2 separate regions of the Homo sapiens genome follow, and region 2 is linked to region 1. A link is an interaction called in ENCODE POLR2A ChIA-PET data of the cell type or tissue named here. Cell type or tissue: Panc1. All regions are shown on one strand. Each heading gives the region's core, and the rest is flanking DNA. Links, peaks and the distances in the headings are about the cores only. Region 1 has its middle 13 kb from the start of HM13-AS1. Region 2 overlaps COX4I2 (cytochrome c oxidase subunit 4I2).

Region 1 (5,370 bases), core at 53-5,052:
ATAAGGCAATCACTACCTCCAAGGTCCCCACTTCCCATATCCCTCCCCCACTGCACTCCCATCCCACTTCCAGGTGGCTATGACTGAGCAACTATTAGACCTAATTAATCATGGGTCCAGGTGAGTTTTGCCCACTTGTTGTTCACAGATGTCTCCAAACTACACAATCTCAGAGTGGGTAAAAACCCCAGGGCCATAGGGCTTTTTTTAATCTTTTCTGGATCCAGACCTCTCCCCTTTATATTTTAATTTCATTTCATTTTTGAACATGTATTACCTAATACATGTTCCTGATACAACGCTGAAAAACAACGGATGTCTCCCTTCTTCCCTATTGGAGGCAGCCACAGTCATCAGTTTCCTAGTGAGATACAAGCAAATACATATGTAATTTTGTTTGTTTGTTTGTTTTTTTAAGAAACTGGGTCTAGGCTGGCCTAGAACTCCTGGGCTCAAGTGATCCTTGGCCTCAGCCTCCAAAGTAGCTGGAGCTACAGGAGCATGCCACCATGCTCCACTTCAGACACAAGTGGTGTTTCCATACAGGGTCAGTTAAAAACAACAAAAAACACTGATGGTGATGAGACATGAATACTAATAGGTGGTCACATGAGAATAGAAAATTGCAGGCTAGGTGTGGTGGCTCACACATGTAATTCCAACGCTTTGGGAGGCCAAGGAAGGAGGACCTCTTGAGGCCAGAAGTCCAAGACCAGCCTGGGCAACATAGTGAAACTCCGTTTCTACAAAAAAATACAAATATTGGCCAGGCGTGGTGGCTCACACCTGTAATCCTAGCACTTTGGGAGACTGAGGTGGGTGGATCACTTGAGGTCAGGAGTTCGAGACCAGCCTGGCCAACACGGTGAAACCCCATCTCTACTAAAAATACAAAATTAGCCAGACGTCGTGAGGCACACCTGTAATCCCAGCTACTTGGGAGGCTGAAGCAAGAGAATCGGTTGAACCCAGGAGGCAGAGGTTGCAGTGAGCTTAGATTGTGCTACTGCACTCCAGCCTGGGCAAAGAGCAAGACAACATCTCAAAAAAACAAAACAAAACAAAAAAAAACAAAAAACTAGCCAGGTGTGATAGTGCAAGCCTATAGTCCCAGTTCCTCAAGAAGCTGAGGCGGGAGGATAAATTGAGCCTGGGAAATCGGAAGCCTTGACTCCCATTTCTGGATGGGAGAGGTAGCTAAATTTTTTTTTTTTTTTTTTTTTTTTGTGACGGAGTCTGGCTCTGTTGCCCAGGCTGGAGTGCAGTGGTGTGATTTCAGCTCACTGCTACCTCTGCCTCCTGGGTTCAAGCGATTCTCCTGCCTCAGGCCCTGAGTAGCTTGGATTACAGGCGCCTGCCACCACACCCGGCTAATTTTTGTATTTAGTAGAGACAGGGTTTCACCATGTTGGCCAGGCTGGTCTTGAACTCCCAACCTCAGGTGATCCTCCCGCCTGGGCCTCCCAAAGTGCTGGGATTACAGGAGTGAGCCACCCCGCCTGGCGCCTAATTTTTATCACCAGATGAGATCACAGATATTGCACTTACTGTGTTGTCCCCCACAGAATAAAAACCGCACAAGACTGAGACTTCTGTTGATTCTGTTCACTATATACAAGCGTAAAACCAAAAATAAAATGCTAGGGGCCCCCAACCATCTGAACGGACCCCTCCTCTCTGCCAAGAGCATTCCAAAATGAATTTGAAAAATGAGTTTAGGCCATGATGGAAGCGGGTGAGGGGGAAGCGTCGAACTTGTCTCATTACACCCTCCTTCCTTTTGGAATTCAGGAAAAGCTGACTAGCATTAACATCAACACAGACGTTAAGTCTGATAAGAAACATTTACAGTCTATTCTTACTTAAACCTGCCACCTGGAGGTTTCATCTGCATAATAAAACCTTGGTCGCCACAACCACTTATTGTAACCCAGACATTCCCTTCTACAACCCTGGGCACACTCCTGAGGCTGTGTCATGGGTACATCCTTAACCTCGGCAAAACAAAAGTTCTTTTTTTTTTTTTGAGACGGAGTCTTGCTCTGTCGCCCAGGCTGGAGTGCAGTGGTGCAATCTCGGCTCACTGCAACCTCCGCCTCCTGGGTTCAAATGATTCTCCTGCCCCAGATTCCCAAGTTGCTGGGATGACAGGCGCGAACCACCATGCCCAGCTAATGTTTGTATTTTTAGTAGAGATGGGGTTTCACCATGTTGGCCAGGCTGGTCTCAAACTCCTGACGCCAGGTGATCCATCCGCCTCGATCTCCCAAAGTGCTGGGATTACAGGCGTGAACCACCAAGCCCAGCCGTTTTTGTTTGTTTGTTTGTTTTATTTTTTCAATGTAGAGACAGGGTCTCCTTGTGTTGCCCAGGCTGGTCTCAAACTCCTAGGCCCAAGCAATCCATCTGCTTTGGCCTCCTAAAGTGCTACTATTACAGGTGTGAGCCACTGTGCTAGGCCAAAATAAACTTTCTAAATTGATTAAGACCTGTTTCAGATGCTTTTGGGTTCACACCAGTCATAATAGATTAGTACAACAACAATATTCTGCTCACTGTAATATGCCAGCGCTGGCCCACAGCCTGGCAAGCAAGAGATGCTCCACAGCTTCCAGAATCCTGGACTCCAGCCCCAGCCCTGCCTGGTACTCGCTGCCACCGTGGACAAGTTACTTATCACTCAGGAGCTCCCTGTTCATAGTCCCTCACCTGAAAGGGATTTTTTTTTGAGACGGAGTCTCACCCTGTCGCCCAGGCTGGAGTGCAATGGCGAGATCTCGGCTCACTGCAACCTCAGCCTCCGGGTTCAAACGATTCTTCTGCCTCAGCCTCCAGAGTAGCTGGGATTACAGGTGCCCGCCACCACGCCCAGCTTTTTTTTTTTTTTTTTTTTTTGTGAGACGGAGACTCGCTCTGTCGCCCAGGCTGGAGTACAATGGCGTGATGTCTTCTCACTGCAAGCTCCGCCTCCCGGGTTCACGCCATTCTCCTGCCTCAGCTTCCCGGGTAGCTGGGACTACAGGCGCCCGCCACCACCACGCCCGGCTAATTTTTTGTATTTTTATAGAGACGGTGTTTCACCGTGTTAGCCAGGATGGTCTCGATCTCCTGACCTCGTGATCCGGCCGCATCGGCCTCCGAAAGTGCTGGGATTACAGGCGTCAGTCACCGCGCCCGGCCTACGCCCAGCTATTTTTTATATTTTTAGTAGTGACGGGGTTTTACCGTGTTGGCCAGGCTGGTGTCGAACTCCTGAGCTCGTGATCCGCCCGCCTTGGCCTTCCAAAATGCTGGGATTACAGGCGTGAGCCACCGCACCCGGCGGATTGATTTTTTTTTTTTTTTTAACTTTTTCATTCTGTCTCGGCTGCTTAAATCAGAATAGAGACGACCTTCAGCACAGAGTGGCTGTAAGAATTAAATAAGATAATGCTTTAAAGCGCTGGTAAGAGCTTTATAAGTATCAGCGAACACTGCTGCCACTATGCTCATGGTGGTGTGGCAGACAGCGGGGTGCAGAAGAAGAGGGGTGGGGGGAAGGCGGTCACATAGGGCAGGGGGGTTCAGACCAGATTCCTGAGATGTCATTTTTAGTACTCTCCAGCAAGAAGGTGGGACGGCTGGTGTGGTGGAGGAGGCTAGAGGTACAAGCTTCACCTGAGATGTCCTTAGACCCTGACCTCAGCTCCCACCGTCCTAGTGGTGCCGGGCGGCGGCCACGCCAGCCGCACCTTCCCCCGGCCAGCCCAGAGCTGCCGCTGGGGAAGGGCGGAGGGAAGGCAAGCTGGTTTTTCCCAGGCTCCCCCCGCTCCTGGAACATCTGGCCGCGAACATCTGCCCTTCGCTTTTGTGGCGCGGCCGCAGGCCGGCCTCGCACCCATCTGCCGCCTCACCGGCCCCCGCCCCATCTGCGCGCCGCTCCCCTGGGGCGGTTCCTGGCGCCCTCGCCCCCGCCCGCCGGGCCTGGTTCCCACGGGCCGAGTGCGGGAAGCCGGGGCGGCCCATCTGCCGCGAGCGGCTGCCAGGCGCGGCGAGTCCAGCGCCGAGGCGTCCCCAAAGGGCGGGACCGGCGCCCAGCAATGTCTTTCAGGCGGGTGCGCCCCCGAACAAAGTCGGGGTGCACGGCCTCTCCCCGCGCGGCTGGACCCAAAGTCGCTGCCCGGGGCTGCTGGGTCCAAGAGCGGCCGCCGCCCCTCCTGCTTCTCCCCAGAAGGGCCCGCGTGCCCCCGCTGTCCGCCGCCCAACACCCGCTCTTCCTCCTGCACCGAACACTTCGGGCTCACTGACGCGCCGTCTCCATCCTAAGCCCCAAACCTTCAAAGTGCAGGAGACAACTGTCACGTCACCCTGCAAAAAATGCTAACGTCTGATAATATAAAATGCTGGTGTGGACGTGGGAAAATAGAAACTCCCAACTGCGTTGGCCCCTCAGCCTGGAATACCCCTTGTCCTCATTGCCTGCTTAACTCTTGATTTTGTGAAATATAAAAAGTACCGAGAAATATAGCGATTTATGTTCCTAATACCACATTCCCACCACCCAGGACTGACAACTGTCAGCTGTATTTGCGCCTATTTCTCCTCCTCCAAAGAACAAACCTTTACAGATAGTGCTCCTGTCTTTTTGTGTTTTTTGTTTTGTTTTGCTTTGTTTTGTTTTGTTTTGTTTTGTTTTGAGACAGAGTCTCGCTCTGTCCCCAGGCTAGAGTGCAATGGCGCAATCTCGGCTCACTGCAACCTCTGCCTCCCGGGTTCAGGCGATTCCCCTGCCCCGTAGTCCTCCCCAGTAGCTGGGACTACAAGCGCATGCCACCACACCCAGCTAATTTTTGTATTTTTAGTAGAGACGGAGTTTCACCATGTTGTCCAGGATGGTTTCAATCTCTTGACCTCATGATCCGCCCGCCTCAGCCTCCCATAAAGCTGGGATTACAGGCATGAGCCATCGCCCCCGGCCTTTTTGTGTTTTTTGTTTGTTTGAGACAGAGCCTCACTCTGTCACCCAGGCTGGAGTGGTGCAGTGGTGTGATCACAGCTCACTGCAGCCTTGAACTCCAGGGCTCAAGGGATCTGCCCACTGCAGCCTCCACAGTAGCTGGGACTAGAGGTGCCCATCACCAGGAGCAGCTAATTTTTGTTTTGAAGAGACAGGTCTCACTATATTGCCCAGGCTGGTCTGGAAGTCCTGGGCTCAAGTGATCCTCCTGCCTTGGCCTCCCAAAGTGCTGGGATTACAGGCATGAGCCAGCAAACCGAGCCACTAGCCTTCTTTTAACCAGGGCCCTCTTCCCTTTTCTCTAAGACTATTTGCCACCCCACCCACCATGCAATCCCCCAATTACTATTAATATAATGACTTGGGTGTTTTCT
Region 2 (5,370 bases), core at 100-5,099, 56 kb after region 1:
GTGAATCACCTGGATAGTTCCTGCCCCCATGGTGCCCCCGGTCCCGTGGGGAAAACCAATACAGACTCCAATAATTGTAATACAGAACATGTGGCTAGGGTGAGGTGTGTTCAAGGACTGTGAGATGAAATCTTGGTGGACCTCCCAGAGGAGGGCACATTCCAGCTGGCCTTTAAGGGTGAAGAGGAGGGCACTGCCAGGGAGTGGGAACTGCATGGGGAAGGGTGTCAGAGCAGGAGACTGTGGAGGGCCCTGGAATTGAGTGATGTGGGGGAGATGGGACAGAGAGAGGCAGGTGAGGCGGTTGGGGAGGAGCCCTCTGACCCTGGGAGGCTGGAGGGATGTGTGGTCCCTTGTCATGTCCACCAGAGCATCCCTGAGCTGACCCTTTGAAATTTGGAGCACCTTATTTTCATTCCATGAATGGGAACACTCAGCCTGACCTCCAAGATTTCAAGGGATTCCTAGTGGGGAAAGGTTCATGCTTCTCACATTCATTCATTCAGTCAACATCTTATTTGGCACCTACTACAATACCATGCACTGGGAATGCAGCTGTGAGCCAGCCAGGCTCCGTTCCTGCCTGTGAGCTTGCATTTCCAGCCCTCTCTCAGCACCTTTACCCCTTCTCTCTCTCTCTCTTTCTACACACACACACACACACACACACACACACACACACACACATCTTGGTTTTTTCTTCATCCATTTCAGAAATTGACACTCTTGGGGGGAGAGGGGAGGAATAGCATTAGGAGATATACCTAATTCTAAATGATGAGTTAATGGGTGTAGCACACCAACATGGCACATGTATACATATGTAACAAACCACATGTACCCTAAAACTTAAAGTATAATAATAATAAAATTTAAAAAAAAAAGAGAAATTGACACTCTTTATCTGAGCATGGTGGCACATGCCTGTCGTCCCAGCTATTTGGGAGGCTGAGGCAGGAGGATCACTTGAGCCCAGGGGAGCTGAGGCTAGAGTGAGCTGTGATTGTGCTACGGCATTGCACTCCAGCCTGGGTAACAAAGTGAGACCCTGTCTGAAAAAAAAAAAAAAAAAGAGAGAGAGAGAAAGAAATGATGGACATTCCCCAAGCAAGATGATAATGAGCACCATCCCTAATATGTCCTGCACGCTTACATGTAGCAGGCACCGCTGTGGCGTTAGGTTGCTCTCGTTAGCTCACATTTGAGAGACTGAGGCTCAGTGGCGTGCAGTCACTTACAGTGGTTGCACAGCTAGAGAGTGGTGGAGGCAAGATTTGAAACCACATAGACAGGCACCAGGGGTTTCACCCTTAGCTGCTACACCACATTAGCTACAATGAAGGTTTGGTGGGATGCTTGGGGAGTTTCAGTGTAACCTCACAGCTCAAACAACTTTTTTTTTTTCCTTTTCTTTGAGACAGGGTCTCTGTCACCCAGGCTGGAGTGCAGTGGCCCCATCTCGGCTCACTGAAATCTCTGCCTCCTGGGCTCAAGCGATCCTCCCACTTTGGCCTCCTGAGTAGCTGGGACTACAGGCGGGCGCCACCACACCTGGCTATTTTTTTTTTTGTATTTTTTTTGTAGAGACAGGGTTTCACCATGTTGGCCAGACTGGTCTCGAACTCCTGATCTCATGATCCACCCACCTCAGCCTCCCAAAGTGCTGGGATTACAGGGGTGAGCTACCATGCCCGGCTATTTATTTATTTATTTATATTTCTGTAGAGACAGAGCAGTCTCACTATGGTTGCTCAGGCTGGTCTTGAACTCCTGGGCTCAAGCAATTCTCCTGCCTCGGCCTCCCAAAGCACTGGGATTACAGGCATGAGCCATCATGCCAGGCCAAATGCCTTGAGTCTTGTCAGACCTCTTCCAGGGCAGGCAGGCGTGGCAGCACTGGAGTGCATGGCCTGTGTCTATGCATGGCTCTACCACAGCCACACTGAGTGGCCTCCACTGGTTGATTTCATTGTCTCAGCCTGAACCGCCCACCCAAGTATCTTCCCAAAACCTAAGACAGTTCCCTTTTCCCAAGGAATTCTGCTGCCAGCTTTGATTTTCCTTTAGATATTTATTTTCATATTTATTTAATGTACTGAGAAAGGATTACACACGTAGGGTAATTTTTTTTTTTTTTTTTTTTTTTTTTGAGACAGAGTCTCGCTCTGTCGCCTAGGCTGGAGTGCAGTGGCATGATCTCGGCTCACTGCAACCTCCGCCTCCCGGGTTCACGCCATTCTCCTGCCTCAGCCTCTCGAGTAGCTGGGACTACAGGTGCCCGCCACCACTCCTGGCTAATTTTTGTATTTTTAGTAGAGACGGGGTTTCACTGTGTTAGCCAGGATGGTCTCGATCTCCTGACCTCGTGATCCACCACCTCGGCCTCCCAAAGTGCTGGGATTACAGGCGTGAGCCACTGCGCCCGGACTTACCTGGCTAATTTTTAAATTTTTTCTAGAGACAGGGTCTCGCTTTATTGCCTAGGATGGTCTTGAACTCTTGGACTGAAGCAATCCACCCGTCTTGGTCTCCCAAAATTCTAGGATTACAGGCATGAGCCACCAAGCCTGGCCCCCTCCCTAATTCTGTTAGAATGAAATCCAAACTCTTCTCCATGGATTCTAACAAGGTCCTGTGTGAACCGGCTCTGCCTCTCATTTGAGAGAGCCAGCCTCTCATTTGCTAAATTCTCTCTCTTTTGCTCATTTCACTCCAGCTACAGTGGTCCTCACTTCACACTTTCCCTACCCACTTCCTGCTTCAGGGTTTTTGCACTTCCTTCCAGTTTTCACCAACTTTCTCCCATTGATTTTTCAAACCTCAGCTCCAATGTCACCTCCTCTGAGACACCTTCCCTGGCCAGCCAACTGTTTGCCTGAAGCATTTGCCATTGTCTCCCCCTCTAAACTCCACAAGGGCAGGGATTTTCATCTGGCTCATTCACTGCTGTCACCTGTTCCTGGTCATGCTGTGCATATAGTACGTGCTCAGTAAGAATTTGCTGAATGAACAGCATCTGCTGCAGGGAGGGGGAAGCCGGGATCACTTAGAGTGGACGCACCTGAGGCCCCTTCCCCACACCCAACTGCCTCCAGTGTACCGGCTCCAGTTCAATGAGACCTTTGCGGAGATGAACCGTCGCTCCAATGAGTGGAAGACAGTGATGGGTTGTGTCTTCTTCTTCATTGGATTCGCAGCTCTGGTGATTTGGTGGCAGCGGGTCTACGGTGAGTGGCAACACCTCATCTGGCTGCAGTCCTGGGCCATGCCCTTGTGGTCACGGCCACCAGACAGTTTCTTAAAGGAACCATGCTGGCACTCATCTGAAGAGCTGAAAATTTCTGAAGAGGTGTAGGGTGAAGGACAGAGCATGGCTGTCTAGGTTTGAATGCAGGAACTTTACCTCTCTGGGCCTCAGTTTCGTCATCTCTAAAATGGGAATAGTAATGTTCCATCTCAGGGTACTTAAGAGGATTTTAATGAGAGAGGGCTGTAGGCCAGTGTTTGGCTCATAGTCATGAATGGTGTTGTAACTGATTGTTGTGTATGAACTGTGTGTTTTTCAGTGTATATATATACTGAACTTCTGCCTCCCCAGTTCAAATGATTCCCCTGCCTCAGCCTCCCGAGTAGCTGGGACTACAAGAGTGTGCCACCACGCCCGGCTAATTTTTGTATTTTTAGTAGAGACAGGGTTTCGCCATGTTGGCCAGGCTGGTCTCAAACTCCTGACCTCAAGTGATCCGCCTGCCTCGTCCTCCCAAAGTGCTGGGATTACAGGCATGAGCCACTGTGCCCGGTGGCCTGTCCCCATATTTTTAAAGTGAACACTCTTACCTACTTCCTACTTTCAACCCTCTTAGAAAGTAAAAGGAATTATTTCATCCTGGACCCTGCCCAGCAAGTGGGAACAAACTCAGTAATTATATAATTATAGTAGGTAACATGTATCAGGTGCTTAATATTTGTCTAACATTGTGCCAACAGCTTTGGAAATACTCAGTCCCCACAATCCTAGTGGATAGGACCTCTTTTGACAGGTAAGGAAACTGAGGCTCAGAGAGATGAAGTGACTTGTTGAAGGTCGCAGGGCAAGGGAGTGGTAGAGCCAGGATTTGGATTCAGGCAGTCTTCAAATCAGTGATCTTATTACCACAGACCACAGAGGTAGGTGAGGTGACTGAGTTGTGAAGGACCTTGGCCCAGCTCCCACAGTCCTTGGGGTCTAAGGCAAAGCTGGGGTCAGAACCCAGAGGTGCCTGGGACGATGCTCTAGGAGAAAGTCTGGGGTGCGGGGCTAGACAGGGTGGAGTGAGCTCCTCAGTGCAAGATACTTCAACCCTGGAGTATCTTGTACCGTCAGCCTTGCGAGTGGCTGGGAGGCTACAGGGTGGCTGGAGACCCTGGCTGGTGTAGGAAGACTGGCAGGATCCTGATCCACCCCATGTACTCCCTGCAGTATTTCCTCCAAAGCCGATCACCTTGACGGACGAGCGGAAAGCCCAGCAGCTGCAGCGCATGCTGGACATGAAGGTGAATCCTGTGCAGGGCCTGGCCTCCCGCTGGGACTATGAGAAGAAGCAGTGGAAGAAGTGACTTGCATCCCCAGCTGTCTCCCTGAGGCTCCGCCCTGGCTGGGAGCCTCTGGCGGCCCCTCCCCTCCCCTGCCCTTAACCCCAGTAAAGCTCCAAAAAAAAATTTATTCTCTTCTGCCTCTCACCACCACTTCAGACTTTACTTGGCACCTAAAATTAGGCATTTTAACAGGTGAGGGGCAAGAAGGGCTCAGAACTCATCTAGTCAATGAGGGCTTCCTGGAGGAGTGGGGGCTACAGCCAAGGCTTAGGTGGGATTAGGAAAGGCAAGAAGAAGGGAAGGCATTCGGGGTGGAGCAAGTGGCTTAATCAAAGGTGAGAACACTCTTTTATTCAGCTAATTAACAAATACTTGGCCGGGTGCGATGGCTCACTCCTGTAACCCCAGCACTTTGGGAGGCCAAGGAGGGCGGATCACTTGAGGTCAGGAGTTCAAGACCAGCCTGGCCAACATGGTGAAAGCCCCATCTCTACTAAAAATACAAAAAATTAGCTGGGCTACTTTTACACCCAGCTAATTTTTGTATTTTTTTTTTTTTTTTTTGAGACGGAGTCTCGCTCTGTCGCCCAGGCTGGAGTGCAGTGGCACGATCTTGGCTTACTGCAAGCTCCGCCTCCCGGGTTCATACCATTCTCCTGCCTCAGCCTCCCACGTAGCTGGGACTACAGGCGCCTGCCACCACGCCCGGCTACTTTTTTGTATTTTTAGTAGAGACGGGGTTTCACCGTGTTAGCCAGGATGGTCTTGATCTCCTGACCTTGTGATCTGCCCGCC

Evidence for each region. Peaks named below come from ENCODE experiments on the same cell type or tissue, not always from the same donor. Only the 100,000 strongest peaks of a DNase experiment are listed, where the experiment ranks them.
Region 2: POLR2A ChIA-PET joins it to region 1 with 6 read pairs; 17 of 35 experiments call an interaction of 5 or more read pairs at or near these places.

What each region holds. Positions count from the first base shown.
Region 1 is chr20:31,583,963-31,589,332 of GRCh38, forward strand. No RefSeq gene overlaps it. Among named protein-coding and RNA genes, the nearest start is that of HM13-AS1, 13 kb to the left of the region's middle. RefSeq lists enhancers at 1,233-1,735, 1,736-2,239, 3,246-3,747 and a silencer at 1,764-2,058. In Panc1, for the core only: no CTCF peak of the experiment used is centred there; no DNase peak of the experiment used is centred there; H3K4me3 peaks cover 1,532 bases; H3K27ac peaks cover 4,145 bases.
Region 2 is chr20:31,640,309-31,645,678 of GRCh38, forward strand. It overlaps COX4I2 (cytochrome c oxidase subunit 4I2), which reads left to right. Exons shown (of 5, transcript NM_032609.3): 4 at 3,096-3,227; 5 at 4,460-4,698. The coding sequence ends at 4,596. Among named protein-coding and RNA genes, the nearest start is that of COX4I2, 5.1 kb to the left of the region's middle. In Panc1, for the core only: no CTCF peak of the experiment used is centred there; no DNase peak of the experiment used is centred there.